2 separate regions of the Mus musculus genome follow, and region 2 is linked to region 1. Evidence: chromatin loops called from intact Hi-C (ENCODE). Cell type or tissue: heart. All regions are shown on one strand. Each heading gives the region's core, and the rest is flanking DNA. Links, peaks and the distances in the headings are about the cores only.

The links. A loop is a pair of places that touch in the nucleus more often than their neighbours do. Peaks named below come from ENCODE experiments on the same cell type or tissue, not always from the same donor. Only the 100,000 strongest peaks of a DNase experiment are listed, where the experiment ranks them.
Region 2: it touches region 1 in a loop (3-fold over the local background); 2 of 42 quality-filtered maps call a loop at or near these places.

What each region holds. Positions count from the first base shown.
Region 1 is chr13:37,508,116-37,511,018 of GRCm38, forward strand. All of the region lies in intron 2 of Gm30863 (a long non-coding RNA gene), which reads right to left. Gm29590 (a long non-coding RNA gene) reads left to right here and starts at 527. Exons shown (of 2, transcript XR_003950565.1): 1 at 527-1,233; 2 at 1,602-2,903. In heart, for the core only: no CTCF peak of the experiment used is centred there; DNase peaks (open chromatin) are centred at 706, 856, 1,516 and 2,606; H3K4me3 peaks cover 1,445 bases; H3K27ac peaks cover 2,476 bases.
Region 2 is chr13:37,439,512-37,442,414 of GRCm38, forward strand. No RefSeq gene overlaps it. Among named protein-coding and RNA genes, the nearest start is that of Gm4035, 5.8 kb to the left of the region's middle. In heart, for the core only: no CTCF peak of the experiment used is centred there; DNase peaks (open chromatin) are centred at 200 and 1,320; H3K27ac peaks cover 1,764 bases.

The DNA of each region.
Region 1 (2,903 bases), core at 108-2,607:
GTGGGTGCTGGGAATAAAACCCAGGTCTTCTGGAAGGACTATACGTGCCCTTAACCACTGAGTCATCTCTCCAGCTCCTCAAAGTGTATTTTTAAAACTTACATAAAGATGTAAAACTACAGTTTGCTATATATACTTCAGAATGTTTTCTTTGGGGGAAAAAGTACTTCATCTAAGCACCCAGCAACCCTGTAGCACATGAGTGGGGCTTGTGGCTCAGGGGTGACGGCGGTTCTGGATGCCGAGAGCAGCAGGTTCCGGTCTGGACCTCAGTTTGGAGTAGTGATGCTTCTCCTTACTGTAGCAGGAGAACGGGCTGAGCTGAGGCATCCGGGTTGATGTTTGACAGGCACCAGTTGAAGAGGAGGACTTTCAGTCCTGAGGACTTTCTGACCTGGGCTTCCGAGAAGCCCAGGGGACAAGCGTATAAGTTTGCCACATGAGCCAGCACTCTGGGGACTCTTTCCTCAGCTTACCAGCCCACTCTCATGCTTGGAAATGCCTTTCTTTTCTTCATAAGCCGTCTCGATTCTTGGTTCTAACCGTGCACCCCTGCGCGATTGTAAGACCTTGGATCTGGGAGCCTGAAACCTGCTTCCCTTTGAGCTCAGATCCGTGGCTCCTCCCTCCAGGGCTCACCACTGCCCTGTGCAGCAGCCTTGGAATCCTCCAATAAAGCAGCCTTCTCTCGCCCTGGAGCCAGCTTCCTGCCCAGATCCCTTGTTCTAGGCTGTCCCCCAGCCCCACGTGGCTCCAGTTCCACACCCTAAGCATTTCTATGAATCTGGGCCTTGTTGGATGTTTATTTGTGGGGTGTGAATCCCCAGGGGAAACAAAGCTGGGCGTGCATGCCAATGTCCTTGTCAGTCTTGGATCCTGGGCCTCCAAGGGCTCCGTTGTAGCCTTCAGTGTCCACAAAGCACTGGTGTGAGGTTGAGACAGGTGAAGAGCAGGCAGAGGGACTCAGCCTCGCCTCAGATCCACAGCCTGCCCAGGAGGAAGCCTGAAGCACACTGTGGGTGAGGTCAGATCTTGGCAGAGTATCCGGATGCCTCGCAAAGCCAGCTTCCCCAGCTGGGTCTGGAATGGGGTCCACAGTGCCCCTCCAAATATGGTAGTTTTACTGGTTTTACCCAATCTTGGCAACCTCCAGAGCCCGTGCAGCCAAATCTGTGGCTTTGAATATGAGAATCACCTCAACCAGCATTCTTTCTAAGGCAACGTGTGAAGAGGGTAAGGTACCAGAGAGCCCCGACTAGGGTGTGTTTCACAGTTCCAGGGAGCGCCCCTGTGGCGGGGCGGGGGGGTGGGGGTGGGGTTGGGGGGGGCAGGAGAAGAGGAAGACAGAGTCTTAGGAGAAGCAGCTGGTTAGGCAGTAGACACGCCCCTTCTTCCCTCCCTTAAGAAACAAGCCTGGCATCTGTCTACAAAGCCTGCTGTCCTCAGAGATAACAGGGCTGTGACTGCTGGTGACAGCTGCTCACTCGCCTTTCCAGAGAGGAAACTGACCCTGGGTCTGTAAAACGATGATAGAAACTAACAGGAGACCTTTCCTCCCTGGACCCCTTTCCTGTTTATACACCAATGTTCACACACTCTAGCGCACACACAGCAGCTGCAGAGAGAGGATGAACGAGGCTGAGTCCCGTTAAGAGATAAGCGTTCTGCATACACCGTAGCTGGCTGGTGGACAGGGTGGTGATCCAGAAAACCCACATTTAAACCATCCAGTGATCCCCTTCCTCAGAGCTGACCGTCCCACAAAATGGAAGTCTTTCCAGCTGGAGCGGAAAGTCACTTCATCTTTTCTTCCCTGAGGTGGATACAACGTGTTTCGGGCAGGTGAGAGTGGTTTTGGAGGCGAAGGGACTCCTAGCAGTGAATTTAACTGCAGCACTGACACTCTGACCCCCTCCCTCCCCAGAGGAGCAGCAGCAAGGTCTAGGAAGACGCTAAAGATCCCAAGCAAGATCCTTTCAGAAATTCACCAGTGAGCTTCCCATTGTAGCTGGTTCAGTGAAGGGTTACGTTTCCTCAATGCAGTGTCAGGAAAGACTGTCCACCAAGTTACTACCAACCTTACACAAGAAACAGACTTTCTAGACAACAGGAAAGGAGGAAGGAGGGTAGGAGGAAGGAAGGAAGGAGATAGGAAAGAGTCATTTATTAATAATTGGCTATACAAGGATCAAAAGCAATTTCCCCAGTGATAAGAATGCCAGCTTGCCTTGGAACTTAGCCCCGAAGCCCTCGTTCATCCTTAAGTCATTTGCCTTCCATATTTACCAGTTCTCAAGGACATTGCTTTTTTCTGCTCAACGACCAGTGAGCCTCGTGAGGTATGTTCTCAGCCCTACTGTGGTACCATGCCATGGCCGAGGATGGGCATCCTGGAGCCGTCCGTGTCACCCACCCAGCAATGGCTCCGGAACTTCTGCCTCTTGGCCTGCAGAGGAGGGGTGCTTGAACTTCAGTTAGGCAGCCCCCTCCCCTTGGAGCAGACACAGCACAGAGCACACGAGGAGGCCATGCTGTAACTAATAACAAGTAGCTACGGGTGTCATTGTCCTCGATTCCTGGCATGGAATCCCCAAGCTCATAACTCCAGAACAATAGAGAAGCCTCTTCTGCCCAAACATGTCACCTTTGACCCAGTCCCTGGTACAGAACTTCTGAATCCCTTGGGATGCCCTGGGCTACAGAGCATCTTTTGTCCTAGGGACCTTTTTTTATTGTTTTGTTTTGTTTTTTGTTTTGTTTTGTTTTGTTTTTTGCTTTGTTTGTTTGTTTGTTTGTTTGTTTTTGCTGGTCACCACGTGAGAACATTCAGCTTTACCCCACATCTTCCAGCAAGTGAAGGGGACTGGAGACTGACATCATAGTTGATTGCATCTTCATGGTAG
Region 2 (2,903 bases), core at 165-2,664, 69 kb before region 1:
TTGAGATCATGTGATTCGTGTCTCTTTCCAGACACTGTTGTTCTGTCTACCAGCCAGTGAGAACTTCCTGGAGATTTTTAAGGTGGGTGTTGTCTTGGGTTAATGTGATCCACAGGAGTGATCCCAGAACTCTGAAGCCACAAGCGGGATTATAAGTTCAAAGATGGAGAGCTACACGTCAGTCTTCAGGATTTCCTTACAAACAAACCCGTGGCACCAGTTCTTGGAGCTTTACCGTTCCCAGAGGACCAACAGCATCTACAGCTATGCAACATAGAATCCCAGGCCGGCAGCAGTGTGGAGTCCTCAAGCTGTGAAGGAATTCCTCCTGCCATCAATAAACTGATGCATCAATGAAACATTCAACAGTTGCTTCTCTCTTGCCTGCTTTGTTACAGCCGAGTACACTGACAGTTACCCAAAGACAAACTCTAGGAAGCAAACAAAACCTGTCTCCCGTAACAAAAAAAGGTGGGGAAACCCAGGGACAAACCCATGATTTGAGATTACCATGCCCAGGACTCTCCAGGATAGCTCTTGCTCACCGGCAGCTGTGTAGGAAGCTAACGAAACAGCCAGGGTTCAGAAGCCCAGCGAGGCTTCTCTCCACAGAGGTGGAAACCGCACAGGCTAGGGTGGGGCTGTCTAGAGACACTCAGCTTACCTTACCTTGCTAAACTCCTCTCATGGCTCATCTGTAAAGGATGGGTGGGTGTAAAGCGTGCCTCTCAGGACTGTCAGAAGGGGTAAGCGAAGCACGTAAATGCCACTGATACATGCCAAGGGCATTGTGGTCCAGCCATCTTCCCCACACTCAAAGTGCAGTGCCAAGCATCGGCCTGGAGGCCGAAAGTAAAATAGAACCTTGCTGAGAGGCAGAAGCCTGTAGCTGAGCTCGCCTTTGTCAGGTGCCCAGAACTTCACAGGTGGGCACTAATTGTCTTGAGAGTTCTTCTTTCTCCCCCCCCCCCCCAGTATGCAGAGAAAACCGCAGCTTAACATTGGGGGCAGGTTGAGCATTGTTCTCCTCACTATCTTTTGCATTTGACCAAGAACAGTGGTGTTTTGAAGAACAATATTTGGACAAGACTCAGCCCTGTCCTATGCTGTCACTGCAGGAGATGCAGGCTCTTCGTGGGCAGAGACAAGTCCAGTCATGGGAAGACAGAAGGCAGGGGCACAAGCCACCCCACCCCAGTGCAGCTTGCCCTCAGATTTCCTCTCCCCTCCCTTTCTTAGACACACCAGCTGCAGCTTTCTCCTCCTGTCTTGTGAAATGTCCCAGTCCACTACAAGGCTCGTGCAAATGCAAACCTCGGCCTTCCAGGAACCTAGCAAACTGTCTGCCCTGGAGTCACATCCAGTAAAAAGGCGGGGCCAGGCCAAAGCCACAGCCACAGAGAGTGGGAAGCCCAAAGCGTAACCCCAAACTCAGCAAGACTTTCTCTTATGGCTTTGGCAGATCAACCAGTCATTTTGCCTTGGTTTCCCATCCCAGCAATGAGAGCTACAGGCTCGCTCGCTTCCTTTACAAGTGTGTTGTAGAAGAATGTGGGAGAAAGGCCGTTTTGCATGTACTGACGGATGGAATGTAGAGGGAGTGCAAAATACCATTAGGGCATAATTGTGGGCAAACTCCCAGCCCCACCCTTTAGCAAACCATATTCCTCAGAGACTGGTGTTTTGCCACTTCTCTGCACTGTTAAAACAGTTTAAAAATATAGTGGGCCATTCTCTCCTCCTCCCCCCACCCCCAACCCGGTGCTATTTTTAGTCCACGTTGGTTTATTTCTCCACTGTGGCAGCAGCATCCTTTCCCTTTGGGCATCTGTATCTTTTTTTGGTGCCCCCCACAATATCCCATTACATCTTTCTACTATTTAGAGAGCCCAAAGATTCAGGACTCAGGCCTGCCTGGTCTGCCTGAGCTAGAATTTACCCCAAAGCAGACAGAGACTCAACTCAGGAAGGGGGTACAGGGAGCAGGAGTGACAGAAGCGGAGGCATGAATGTCTTGTCACATAGCCACTGAGGAAAGTCTGGAGACATCTGGGAATTTATAGCAACCACTCGCTATGTACCAGTAGCATCACCAGCCTGCGGGGTGAGGAAAGGGGCTTTCATCCCTTGGCTGCTGTCCCCAGACCCTTTTGGTTCCTTGTTCCAGCATGAACACATGGGGCCTCTCAGGCTTTTCTCCTGGGGTAACAAAGGCTGCAGGACTCCGGTGGTAAAGACAGCTCAGTCGACTGCACGCCCAACCTGTGACTGAGATAAGACTCAAATCTTAGACAATAAGAGATAGACACTAGAGTTTGGATCTTAAAAGTCTCCCCGGAGTCTGGTGTGTTAAGGGTTTTTGTTTGTAACTTGAGTCCTTTTTGCAAGGTTGTAAAGATTTTAAAGCTTTTGAAAGGTAGGTAGAGTAAAAGTTAGGTTTAGAGAATGTGCTCTCGATAGGTGGGGTACTGGGACCACTAGCTGAGTCCTCTCTGCCGCTGGTCATACCCTCCTCCTCCTCTCCCTCCTCCTCCTCCTCCTCCTCCTCTCCCTCCTCCTCCTCCTTCTCTCCTTCCTCTCCCTCCTCCTCCCCTTCCCCCTCCTTCTCTACCTCTTCCCCTTCCCCCTCCTTCTCTACCTCCTCCTCAGCTCCCATCTTCTCTCCTCCTCCCCTCCCTCTCCCTTCCTCTTCCCCTTCTTGGCTGTCAGGAGTCCAGTGGCCTCCTTATCACGGCCTCCCACGGCCTTAAAAACAATGAAGCCCAATGACCACAGATTGCGACCTCTGAGCCAGAACAAACCTTCCTCCTTGGAGGATGCTTATCTCAGGGAAGGCAGACTCTCCAGCATAAGCAACCACAGCTGCTTATGAAGTAAGCCAGAAAGAGCCAAACATCAAGCAA